Linked DNA regions of Homo sapiens: region 2 is linked to region 1. Evidence: chromatin contacts called from ENCODE Hi-C or POLR2A ChIA-PET data. All regions are on one chromosome and are shown on one strand. The core of a region is the stretch at or near the end of the contact, and the rest is flanking DNA. Distances in the headings are between cores, read along the strand shown. Region 1 has its middle 100 kb from the start of DIP2C. Region 2 overlaps DIP2C (disco interacting protein 2 homolog C).

Region 1 (6,542 bases), core at 1,949-4,448:
CCTCAGCCTTCTGGGCTCAAGCAGTAGGCCTGCCTCAGCCTCCCAAGGTGCTGGGATTACAGGTGTGAGCCACTGCACCCAGCTAACTTACTTTACTCTTTTCATAGGCAAGAACTGTGCACAGCACCAAAGACCCCAAAGTATGCAGGGGGAAGTATGCAGGGGGAAGCGTGGCCCCTCCACCCCGCCCTCCCTCCCCCGCTCAAAGGCAACCACGACTTCCAGCCTCTGCTGACTCCCATGGGCGCCTGTGGTGCGGGGGCGGGGTGGGGCGGGGGTCCTCGTCTCGGGTAAGGGTGTGGCCAGCACGGGGTCCAGGCCTTTCTCTTCTCCCAGGAGACCGCCTTGAATGTAAATCTGACATCACTGCCCACTGCCCTCAGGGTCAGCTCAGACCCTCTGTGCAGCCGTTTGGGTGGACACCCCACGCCTGCCCCCAGCCGGCTCTCAGGCCTCAGGCTACCAGGGTCCCTGTGTCTCCGCACACGACGCTGCTCCATGTTTGCTGGATGACTTCGCCTTGTCCGCGGCCGAGTCCACCTGCTCCTTGAGGCCCTACCTAAACGCACTGCCTCTTCCTCCCCACTTTCTGCAGAACCACCCCGCCCTCCTCTCAGACCCCAGACCTGTCCCTTCCTCAGCTGTCACAGGTGCAGCCACGGGCAGCACCGCATCCCCCAAATCCATTCACTGAAGTCTCAGCTTCGACGTGTGGTATTTGGAGACGCAGCCTTTTCAGAGGTAGTTAGGGTAACTGAGCCGGGAGTGTGGGGTCCTGATCCCATGGGCCGTGGCCTCCAGGAGAAGAACAGACACCACGTGCTCCCTGCCTGTGCAGAGGGAAGGCGCGAGGTGGCTCCAGGAACCAGGTCGGCCGGCACCTTGGCCCGGAACTTCCAGCCTCCAGATTGTCAGAAACAAATCCCTGGTGTCTGCGGTGTTGGGGCTGACACGCGCTCTGCCTGGCTGCCAGGTCCTCTGCAGGCGGGGACGGTGCCGGCCATTGCTAGATCCCTGGGGCGCAGCACAGACTGCGGGAAACAGGCTCACCAGCCCGGCTGCACGCACCGAGGCAGCGTCCAGACTCGAGACATCCTCCAGCCACGGGCGAAATCACAGCCATTGCTGCAAAGTTCTTGCGTCCTGTGAAAACTGGATGTGAGCCTCTCTCTGGTGGCAGCTTCTACTAGTGCTTTTTTTTTTTTTTTTTTTTTTTTTTGAGACAGAGTCTCGCTCTGTCGCCCAGGCTGGAGTGCAGTGGCGCGATCTCGGCTCACTGCAAGCTCCGCCTCCCGGGTTCAAGCGATTCTCCTGCCTCAGCCTCCCAATTAGCTGGGATTATAGGCGTGCCCTACCACGCCTGGCTAATTTTTTATATTTTTGGTAAAGACAGGGTTTCACCATGTTGGCCAGGCTGGTCTCAAACTCCTGACTTCAAGTGATTCACCTGCCTTGGTCTCCCAAAGTGCTGGGATTACAGGCGTGAGCCACCGTGCCTGGTGAGAGTTGGGTTTTAGTTTTATTTTGTTTTTCACAGATTCCGGGGGTTGAATGGCAAAGAGGCGGGAGCAGGCGGAGGTCCATATGGAAGTTCAGACTCACCCCGCAGGAGTTCTGGCTGGGAGGCTGCCAGGACAGGCAGGATGTGGGAGCCGCCCTGGGAGGCCCCTCACTCTCCCCACACTGACCTCACATCCCCGTTACGTTCCTCATCCCAGGCTGGGCCAGCCACTGGGCGCTGGACAGAGCTTAGGAAGTAGGATGGCTCCGGGTGGGTTAGAAACCAGGTGCACGGCAGAAGCCGGCCTGGAGCCGCCCACAGCCCCAGCCATCCTTGGAGGGCCCCAGCCGAAGGAGCTGGTGCAGCTGGACACAGAGACCCGCTGGTGATGGGACCGGGCCACACGCTCCTGCAGGGCCCAAGCCGAGACCCCTGGCTGGAGGGTCAGCACCCAGGGTGGCAGCAGCTGCAGGGGGTCTAGGGAAGGACCGGGAGCAGAGCCTCAGCTCGTGCTGCTGCTCCATACACAGAACGCGCTGCGCAGGGGATCCTAGGCTTCCTGGGAGTCACATTAAAAAGCAACGTGAGACGGGCGGGGTTAATTCTGACGGTGATGTGTCCTCTGACCACATATCGCTAACGCACCATCATCCTGGTGTGGACTCGGAGGAAACACCACATGGCTTCTCTTGCCAAACCACCCACGTGTGGCAGGTGGTCACCGTGGAGCACGGGGGCCCAGTGTTTCTCAGACTGAAATCACACACAGACCCTCTTTAACAGAAACGAAAGTCTTGCCACTGCCCAGGGTTTTGATTTAATGGCTACTTATGCTGTACAAACAGCTTAATAAAACTGGGCACAAGCTCTTGCTGACTTGTATTCCGCCATAAAGCCGAATAGCCGCAAATAAAACAAATGTAATTAAAAACCAACATGAACATAACTTGGTGGGTGATGTTTTGCCGAGACAGCGCTGGCTCCAGAGGCCACTCTGGGGCAGGGGGACGTCGGCTTGGCTGTCCTCTGTGCGCTCCAGCTGGGAGGCCGCTTGGCCCCGCTGGGCTCAAAGGTCCCCCTGACGGACGTGCCTTGATGTTGCCACGTTGGACGGGATTAAAGTGCTGAGGCTGCTGTGACGGGTCAGGAAGACAAACTCGGCCCAGAGCACAACTGCGAGGCACACAGCCTTCCCAGAATGGCAGCAAAACCAAACATGGCCCTGGGAGGCCGCGGGGAAGTCCTACCTTGCAGAGCTCTGCTCCGGGGCCAGGGGGCGCTGGCTGGGGCCCCTTTGCAAGGCCCATGCGCCCTTCGACACCAGCCCCCGCCACAGGCTGCGCAGGCAGATGTTGCCGCTGCGTTTCCTCGCCAGGTGTCCATGGTGCCCTGCCCAGCGCTGCAGGCTCACCCAGTGTGGACGCAGGGGGCAAGGGAGCCTCTCCTGGGTCTCTGTCGCACGCCGATGGCTGTCTATCTGGGCAGGGGGTGGGGCTGGGGCCTTCGCCACGGGTGTGTCTTTCCTTTTTGTTTCCTGACGTGGAATTCTGTTGGGATTTTTGGGGACGATGACAGTAAGAACATCAAGGAGCTGCCACTGGATGGTGGAGCCGCCTCGTCACCAGAAGATCGCTCCAGCTGGCGTGGTGTCCGTCCCCCTGTCCTCCGGGAACTTTCCAGTCTCTGGTGAGCCTGGCCACAGACGCCCTCGTGAGGCAGCACTGGCCACTGGCAGGTCTGCTGAAGCCACAACCACACGGACAGGGACGGCTGGGCCGGGCTTCTCTGGCACTGACACTGAACCTGCGCGCGTGGTTCTGGGTGCCCTGGCAGTGGCTGGATCTGCCGCATGCAGAACCCCCTCCTGGCCCAATTGTCTGCACGAGGCAACCGGGGCGTGGGGAGGTCTGAGCTCCACAGTTCAGGCCACAGCACCCGAAGATGGAGCCTGGGACCCCTTTGCCTTTCCAATACGTGATGCCAAGAATTTCCCCAAATGTCCTCGGTTTTATCCCCGAGTGCGACATGGCTAGAAAGCGGAGCAGAGGCGCTGAGGGCAGGAAGAGGAAGATGCGCCAGGCCTCCCAGGCCAAATGCCAGCCCCATGCTCCTTGTTCGCTGGGCTCCTGCACTGCCCACTCCATGCACACATCCAAGCGGGCACAGTCACTGCCCCTCACGTGCCCAGGCCCACAGCCGCCCCCTGACCTCCAGCAGGCACTGGCGAGGCAGGGCAGAGGCTGCCAGGATAGAGATCAGTGGACAGAGACCTGGAGACAACGCAGGAGGGGGCCGTGTGCCGGCCTCACTCAGGGCAGCAGTCACCGATGGGGAGGGGTGTGGCCTGCGAGGCTGAAGTCTGAGCTGCTTTGCGCCAGGCCCAGCTGCAGGGAAAGCTGTAGGGCCAGTGAGTCTCCCTGCCGGGTCTCTCCCCAGCAAGCTGTAGGGCCAGTGAGTCTCCCTGCCGGGTCTCTCCCCAGCAAGCTGGTCAGCCCTCAGCAGGAGGTCACGTCCCGGCCTCCAAACCTGTTTCTGGCAGCCACAGACCCCTAGTCAAAGGGACCTGACGAGCCCGTGGAGCAGGGCTGAAATAGCCGGCTTTGGAAAAATCCAGCTCTAAGACTGTGTGTGCACGCCTTAAAAACCATTCAGGGCTGGGCATGGCAGCTCACACCTGTAATCCCAGTGCTTCGGGAGGCTAGGAGTTCGACGGCAAGACCCTGTACTACAAAAATAATTAGCCAGGCATGGTGGTGTGCACCTGTGGTCCCAGCTGCTTAGGAGGCTGAGGTGGGAGGATCACTTGAGCCCAGGAGTTCGAGGCTGCAGTAAGCCAAGATCATGCCACTGCACTCCAGCCTGGGCAACAGAGCCTGTCTCAAAAAAAACCTTTCAGGTGGAGCTTCTAGGAAAGGTGGTCTGCAGCAGGCATCCCTGAGCTGGGCCCCCAGGCACTGTCGGGGTGACGCTTCTTACCTGGACCACCATCTGTGTCCGCTGCACTGCACTTCCCCTCCTCCAGCACCGTCATCTAAGGGTGAGGCCAGCCAGGGGCCAGGAAGAAAGAGGCCTCCAGGGGTCCTCAGAAGTATCTTCGTCCCCAAGGCGGCTCCTTCCAGGCTGGCCGCGGCATCTGTATCACCAGCCTGCGCACTAGTGTCTGTGATGAGACGCCATAGCACAGGCACTGGGGTCCAGCACATGGAGTCTCAGATGGGCTTCCTGCCTGGGTTGAAGGGTCGTTCTCTGCTAGGGACAGCCATCGGCTCCTTCTCAAAGCCTCCAAGAGATGTGTCTGTCGGCGTCTCAGCCACGCATCCCTGTCTCAGGGACTTGCCTGAGCACAGGGCCGGGCCTGGTGTCTGCAGCTCTGACAGCACCCAGGGGATGCGGATTGGGCCACACTTTGAGGAGGACTGGACTGTGACGTGCCTTTCACAGAGGAAGGAAGGACAGGCAGGAGTCGAGGCAAGGAGTCGAGACAAGGCGAGCCTGTTGCCAGCGAGTCACAGAGTTGTGCAGGGTCTGCCGCAGAGCTCCCAGTGCACTCCAACCCTGCCACCGGACCAGCTAGGCCAGACCCCCAGGGAGCCGAGCACCCCAGCTTTACAGTTTTCCCAGGTGGTTCTGAGTCACTGAGCCACAGGCAAGCCTGGAGCCAGGAACAGCTATGGAGGATCCAGATGCAGATGCACTGAAGCCCACACCTGCCCCCCAGTCCAGCCCAGTGAGTGTGCATGTGTGTGCATGTGTGCACCTGTGTGCGTGTATGTGTACCTGTGTCTCTATGTACATCTATGAGTGTGTGCATGCATGTGTATGTGTACATGTATGAGTGCGTGCATGCATTCCTGTGTCTGCCAGTGTGTGTACATGTATTTGTGCGTGTGTGCATGTATGTGTTCACATCTGTGTGTGCACATGTGTGTGCCTGTGTGTGCATGTCTGTGCCTGTGTATGCACTTATGTGTGCCTGTGTGTGCATCTACCTGGGTGTGCACGTACATGTGCCTGTGTGTGCATCTACCTGGGTGTGCACGTACGTGTGCCTGTGTGTGCATCTGAGTGAGCACAGATGTGTGCGCATCTACCTGGGTGTGCATGTATGTGTGCCTGTGTGCAGGCACCTAGTTGCCAAACAGATCACGCCGACTCACTAGTGATATGTCAACAATAAAACTGGATTGTCATCTTTGTAGAGCAGTAGTTCTCAAAGTCAGTTCTTCATCAGAAATCTAGGGGCCAGGCCTCCAGGCAGCTGTGACACAGCCAACGGCCAAGAGCTGCGGGTATTGATCAGACTGCAGGGCGTCGGTCCTCCCAAAAAGGTGGGCACAGCTTGTCCATCAGGGTTGTGGGTGCGGGGCAGCTGTGTGGGGCCCCTTCCTCTCCCACCACGACGTCTGCTCACACAGGGTCTGTGTGCCTCTCTGGGTGTTCACCTGATAATACAGACCTGGTGGCCCAGTCTTCACTCACAAGCATAGGTCCCAGGCTGCTTACCAGCATGTGAACTGGCTGTGTTGCAGTCAAATGCTCGGCCCCAGTATAGTCAGCGTTCACTGGGAAGGGTCAGGTCTTGTGAAGCCTTGAGCACCACTGGGCAGGGGTGGCCCTCAGGACTGGGCCATCCACGGGAATAACATGAATTAGAAAACAGAACACTACTAAATATTTAAAATTTTTAGCCAGGTGTAATGGTGCACCCCTGTAGTCCCAGTTACTCGGGAGGCTGAGGTGGGAGGATCCACTGAGCCCGGGAGATGGAGGCTGCAGTGAGCCATGATGGCACCACCGCGCTCCAGCCTGGGCGATGGAAGAAGACCGTGTCTCAGAAAAAAAAAAAAAAAAAAAAAACCTTAAAAATAAAAGTGTTTTAAAAGCTCTCTAATGTTTCTTTTCATGCTTATTGTTGGAGATAGCTGCACCGAAAGACCACACTCTGAGTCACTGCTGTGTCAAATTAAGTCAGGGCTGCTGGATAACAGCTGTTCTATTGCTGTCACTGATTTCTGGTGTATCAAAAACAGTCCAAATAAAA
Region 2 (6,542 bases), core at 1,666-4,165, 130 kb before region 1:
CAGTCAGTGACCCTCCTTTAAGTCCAGAAAAGCTCAAACTGCATGTCTGCAACTAGAAATACCAATCATTAGCCAGACCTCCTGGCAAATATCACCACTGACCCACTGTAATTCTGTGTGGTGTATTATGTTTCATGTGCAGGAAATCATTCACAAAGCCTTTAACAAGGAAGTATTAACATGACTTTTAATGCAATATAACAGCTTTGCACCCATTTAACATATATTTAACCCCAATGGTATATGTAAATATATATTTTATAGAGCATCAGGCGTGTTTACCTAATGGCTCAAACCTTTAAAATATCTCTCTCCCTGAGAGGACAGCGGAGGATCCCATGCACTCTCTCCAGGAACATGGCCCTCCCAGAGAGGACTCACAAATCAAATGTGCATATGCATGCATGCACAGACACATATCTCACACACACACATGCGCACACACACATACATGCAATACACACATTCACACATGCACACACATTCACATAATCACATTCATAATACCAACATGTAACACATACATGCACATACAACACTCAAACACACATGCATATACATACATGTTCATGCATATACATTCTGGCACACACAAACATATGTAAATGCATACACATAACATGCACACATATACATTTATAACTATATACACAGGAGCATCCACGCATGCATACTTGCACATGTGTGCGATGTCATGCCTAAACATGTAACACATGCACACACATACATACAACACAAATACACATGCACACATATACACATGCATGCATCTGTACAGTACCAAGACACATACATGCACAACACATATACATGCAATACACACTTTCATACACATAAATGCAAACACACATACATATATACACCCCTCAAAGACCCCATTATTCAATTCTATACAAAATGGTTTATCCCCCAAATGTAACTTCTTGTAATTAATAAACTCTACTTTACTGCACATTTCTTGATTTCAAATAATGAGGTCTCACACACAGCACACATACACACATTCATACTCAAATACATGTGAACATACGAATAGAAATAGGCACACATGCCTGAAGACCCTCTTCTGTAAAGGTATTCTCAAACTTGAATTGAACGAATTCTGCTAATTATAGTCAGAGTCAGCAAAGATATATATTTGACCTCGGAATGAATATACTCGTTCTTTTCGTTACCCCTGGCAACAGCAAGAATGTAAAACAGGGTTGTGTGATACGATGCCACTTATTCAATCCCACTTCCCGGGATCTGACCACTTGTAAAAGCGTTTCTGTCTGAGTGATTTCCTTCTGACTAAAATCATGAGATAATTCCTTCCCTTCCTGCTTTCTCTTTCCCAGGCCTTTTTACTACCCTTTCATCATCTCGGAAACTAAATCATAGTTGTCAAAATGGAAGGCAAAGAAACAGCCTTAGGAGAGAATCTCACAGTGGAACGGACCAGAGAGAGGAAAAAATAATCTTTTTGAAAATGTACAAAAGGAAATGTCAAGAGGCCTAGGTTCCCTCTCATGACAGAAACAGACGTCAGCAGAGCAGGTCGCTCAGCCCAGTTCAGCTCTGTGTATGAAACAGAGATTCTAGCCCTTGTCCCTGTTTCAAGCTCTGTGTATGAAACAGAGATTCTAGCCCTTGTCCCTGTTTCAAGCTCTGTGTATGAAACAGAGATTCTAGCCCTTGTCCCTGTTTCAAGTTCTGTGTATGAAACGGAGATTCTAGCCCTTGTCCCTGTTTCAAGCTCTGTGTATGAAACAGAGATTCTAGCCCTTGTCCCTGTTTCAAGCTCTGTGTATGAAACAGAGATCCTAGCCCTTGTCCCTGTTTCAAGTTCTGTGTATGAAACGGAGATTCTAGCCCTTGTCCCTGTTTCAAGCTCTGTGTATGAAATGGAGATTCCAGCCCTTGTCCCTGTTTCAAGCTCTGTGTATGAAACAGATTCTAGCCCTTGTCCCTGTTTCAAGCTCTGTGTATGAAACAGATTCTAGCTCTTGTCCCTGTTTCATGATGTTGCAGTGAAGGAAACGAAACAGACAAAGGGCACAGACTGGAGAAAAGGATTTTAAAAGGATGACTTTTAAAATGTGCACCTGCTTTTCAAGGGCACAATGAGGACTTTTTCAAGCATATTAAAGCTGATTTATAAGAGATGGGTATAAAGACTCTACAAGGTCATTAGACTTTAGGCTTACAAAGAAAACAAATAACATTCTCCTAGCATCAAGAGTCAGGTGTTCCACAAATACTAAGAATAGCCACCGCAACGGGATCCACTATGAGGTGTCAAAACATAACCCATGAAGCGTGGCCGAGAGCTCCTATAACCTGATTTCTAGGAATCTAATTTTAAACATCCTCACAGCTAGCACATCACAAAAATACAGAGCTCCAAATGCCGTAACACAAGTGCTAACAACACCTAGCCAAAAATATACGAGGCATTTCAGGCAAAAATCCCAGAATCAGAAGAACACAAGTTTTGTAAGTCCTTCAAAAGCTGGTGCTGGTTGAGGCTTTTCTGCAGACTTCAACAAAAGACACACTAGAATTAGCCATTGACAGTAACCCTGAGTCAACACGCACAGTGTTGGGAAAAGCACAAGGCCTGCTCCAGGCTTGAGGCCCCTGGGATCTTTCTCTGGACCGCACCGAGTGGATGACTTTGAGAACTCAGAATAACCAACAACCAGTCCCTGAACAGAGAGAGAAGACTGCAGCCTCCCTGGGGACCTGGCTCCATGCCTGCCCCCTTTCTTCCGTGTACCTTTGCCCTTCCTGGCTCCCTCCTCCACCTGGAGACGCTCTGGGTTGAGGCCCCTCCTCAGCTGTGTCTTGGTCCACGGCTGGCTACCCGTGTGAGGCTCCAGGCCTCGAAGGACCATCTCCACCTGCTCCCTGCGCTTCTCACCAGCTTCCGCCGTGACCCCCAGGCTCTGGCTGCTCCCAGGAATCAGGGCCACCAGGCTCCCCTCGCTGCCTCCAGCTGGAGTCCCACCCCCTGGTTTTCAGCAACACTTGGGACTTTGTCCTGGAAACTCTCGGCTCTGGGCTTTAGGGAACTGCACCGTGCAGCTCTTCTCTGGACTCTAAGCAGGGCCTTTTCTGGGTCTTCCGACCCTTCCTCCATTTCCAAATGTGGGCTTTCCTTTGGCCTCCTCTCTCCCGACATGCACACCTCACACTCTGGCTCCTTGACCTGCACTTCTATGTAGGAGGCTCCCAAATCCACCCTGGTCCGGATTTTCCCCAAGCCTCCTTCCATATTTCCAAACTCGCAGCTTGCGGTGGTGTCTCTAAGTATCTCTGAATCAGGTCCACACTTGCTTCTCCTCCTGATTTCCAGCAAAGCACAACGCCGACCTCAGGGTGTAGACTCACAGCTTCATCTGCCTTCCTGCACTCCCTCTTCCCCTCCTGACCCAGGCACTGAATCGCTCAGCTCACTGGCTGCCTTCTCTCCTCCTCTCGCCATGGCGAGTGCCCCGCAGGAGCCTGGCCTGTCCCCCGTGGCTCCACAGCATACCGCACATCAAAGGCACGATTCTCTCCGAAGCCCTCAGTGGCTTCCTAGTATCTGACAGGTAAGGACTTCCACATTCTGACCCCAATCTAACTTTCTGCCCTCAGATAGGCACATGCATATTTTATCTATACACAAAGAGTACAGGCCTCACACCTGCTCTCATTCCTGGGTTCCTAGCTCCTCCTGAAGGTACTGTATGAGGTACCTATGCACTTTCCAAACGCTAAGTGAATACGCACTTGGAGAACACTTGCTTGATAATTTTGTGGCATTGCCAGATAACGCGGACAAAGTGAGAACTACGCAGGTGTATGGATGCTGCCTTGCCCAGACCTCACTCACCCAGACACTCCTGGATGTTCAAGGTGACCAGCCCTATTGGCGCACAGGCAGGCACAGGCTGCACCCCCACAGCTGGGCCCCGCGAGCTGAACGCTAATCATGAAGCAGCTGTGTTTGCTCCTAAATCTGTTTATGCCAGTGTACTTGTTACACATTACTTAAACCAATAAAATATGACTCCAAAGAGAGAGTAATTGATTGGATAAAAACTAAGATGGATGCCTTTCAAAGACTTGATATGGGGGAATTTTTTTTTCTTTTTCATCTTTTTAAAATTGTTATCAAATTAGGTATGGGCAGAAAATATATACAATGTTTGAGGAAATAATTTTTAAAGGTTTCAAATCTAACTTATCTTATTTCTCTTGTGTTGCCTATTCTCTTTTAGAAGAACCAAAACTGTGGCAGGCCTGCGATGGCTGTGGTTGAGGAAAGAGGCCACACCCACAGCCAGCAGAACCACACTCAGCAGCAGCCTAGCCCCACGTGGAAGAGGCGTGAACACTCTCGGGAGAGGTGGATGTACGCTAATGGTTCTCAGCTCCGACCTCTGTGATTAACAGAACATGCTGATTGGTTTTATCTGAACGTCACACAAAAGGGTTTCTATGTCCAGGAAAGACTCTAAACACTCTGGACCCTGCTGGGGCAGATGGTGACCGTGACCCAGTGATACCACTCTCCAGTGGGCAGCCTGGTCTGCAGAGGGGGAGATCCCTGGGGCAGCCCTACCTCAGCATGGGTGAGTTTCTGTTGCAATTCTATGTCCAGTGTAAATAAACTGTGGAAAACTGGGAGATGGTACAAGAAAGCAAGGATGCCAACTAAATGAATAGAAAGATCTACAAGGGAAGGCTGAGATCAGCTGAAATAGGATTGGGAAAGTAAAGGCCTGGCTGGAACTTCGTAATGGCTTTTGAGGCTCGGGAACAGGGACAGTAGCTGCCCTGTCCATCCCAGGAGAGAACAGACGGACATGGCTGGAAAGCACTTCCCTGACTAAAAGTGTCTTTAAAAAGGGAGATCTCAGAATCTCCTTCCCTGGAATGCTTTAACCCTTCATGGAACACAGCAGAAATTCCACAGCCCTGCATCCCAGGAAGCAGGGACAGGACAGCAGCTTCCAGCACACAGAAGCATTTAGAGGCATAAGTAGCTACGCAAAGACAGCAGGAGCCGTGCCTCGAAAAGGCTGAGATGTCTGAGAAATAAAGTTGTACGCGGATTTACGCCTGGGCAGGTTGAAATGCGTGTGCCATGACAGATCCGGAAGCTTGTCTACTCGAAGGTCCACATCCAGGTATGTTTCACAGTCATCACAACTAGATTTTCAGAAATTTAAAACTCCTAATGAAGAAACACAAACCTGCACGTCTCACGCCACCACTTAAGGCAGCGGCTCTCAAGCAGGGGCGATTCTACTGGGAGGAGGGATGCTGATGGCACCAGAGGGTGGGAAGCAGGGATCTGACGCTTAGCACCGCAGGTGCCAAGGACGGCCTCCTCCCCACAAGGGCTCCGGGAGGCCACACCAGAGGGTGGGAGGCAGGGGTGACGCTCAGCACTGCAGGCACCGAGGACAGCCTCCTCCCAGGAGGAAAAAACAAAGACGGGAAAAAACAAAGGCTCCCCACAAGGGCTCCAGGGGGCCACACCAGAGGGTGGGAGGCAGGGGTGACACTCAGCACCGCAGGCACCGAGGACGGCCTCCCACAAAGGCTCCTCTGGGCCAGAGCATCCGTAGTGCCAAGGGGAAAAGCCCGGACACAAAGGATCCAGTGTTTTCAACGTTGCTCAGGGTATCTCCACACAGAAACTCCCATCTGCCTTTTGTGCAAACTCTGGGGTCTTGCAATCGATAAACGTTCACAAGACACAACACGTGAACCTAACAATTCTCTTTTGCTCCAGGAGAGAGAAAAGAAGGAATGGTTTGGGGAGATTCACCGAAATTCTGTGAGTTCTTGACTAAAAATCACCAAGTCCGCTGTGTTCTGTTATCAGCAGTCCTGGGTAGGCCCAGACCCACCTCACCCCCAGCGGGACCCAGGAAAGGCTTTAAACCTCAAACGTCCCTTTTCGTAACACTGGCTGTTTCATGTGGTTAATAAATCATCCAATAAAATGACACACATAAGCCCAGTTATACACTCGACACATTAACACTATTGATCATTGTTATATGTCCGGGTTAATCAACATTACAATGCTACAGAGAAATCATTGGTACTAAGAGTTGTAAGGATGATTTTTTAAAATTTATGTATCTCAATTTTTTATACTGTTACTTTTTACATTTTAAAAAATGTATATTCTGAAATATTTTTGATATTTTAAAATGTTAATGTATCAAGCATTTTAAAATGAACCAAATATATATCTACAAATATATAGGGAATTTTTAAATAAATATCAGGGTAGAAGGAATTAAAACTCCTAACTTAATACTAAATAGACGGGAAAAAACAAAGTAGAGAGTTCTCACAGACTCCTGAAGGAATATATAGTAATAAAGCTCAAAAAGTACATTAAAACCTTTATAACGATGTTTTAATTACCAACTAACAAGAAAATATCTACTGAATCGCGACTAGCAGATACCCAGGTCTGTTCAGCACCTGTACTCTCCCCTAGGTCTGCTGAGGAACAGATCAATTCTGTTGGAGTTGACCTTGAAATT

Evidence for each region. A loop is a pair of places that touch in the nucleus more often than their neighbours do. ChIA-PET counts read pairs that join two places held with the same protein, here RNA polymerase II (POLR2A). Pooled maps may share reads with other maps.
Region 2: a map of posterior vena cava shows a loop between it and region 1 (2.7-fold over the local background). The contact joins two enhancer-like sites. A Hi-C loop is called at or near these places in 1 of 168 maps with a recorded cell type or tissue (posterior vena cava) and 2 of 50 pooled maps. POLR2A ChIA-PET finds 5 or more read pairs at or near these places in 1 of 52 experiments (MCF 10A).

The regions. Positions count from the first base shown.
Region 1 is chr10:786,398-792,939 of GRCh38, forward strand. No RefSeq gene overlaps it. Among named protein-coding and RNA genes, the nearest start is that of DIP2C, 100 kb to the left of the region's middle. RefSeq lists enhancers at 1,281-2,202, 2,498-2,642 and a cis regulatory region at 2,564-2,577. Within about 2 kb of position 3,199, at least 7 of the 41 ENCODE cell types and tissues checked have a DNase peak (open chromatin) inside an H3K27ac peak, as active enhancers do.
Region 2 is chr10:658,541-665,082 of GRCh38, forward strand. The region is part of intron 1 of DIP2C (disco interacting protein 2 homolog C); the gene reads right to left. DIP2C-AS1 (DIP2C antisense RNA 1) reads left to right here. Exons shown (of 4, transcript NR_187391.1): 3 at 3,486-3,578; 4 at 4,251-6,542. Among named protein-coding and RNA genes, the nearest start is that of DIP2C-AS1, 12 kb to the left of the region's middle. RefSeq lists an enhancer at 5,443-5,970. Within about 2 kb of position 2,916, at least 11 of the 41 ENCODE cell types and tissues checked have a DNase peak (open chromatin) inside an H3K27ac peak, as active enhancers do.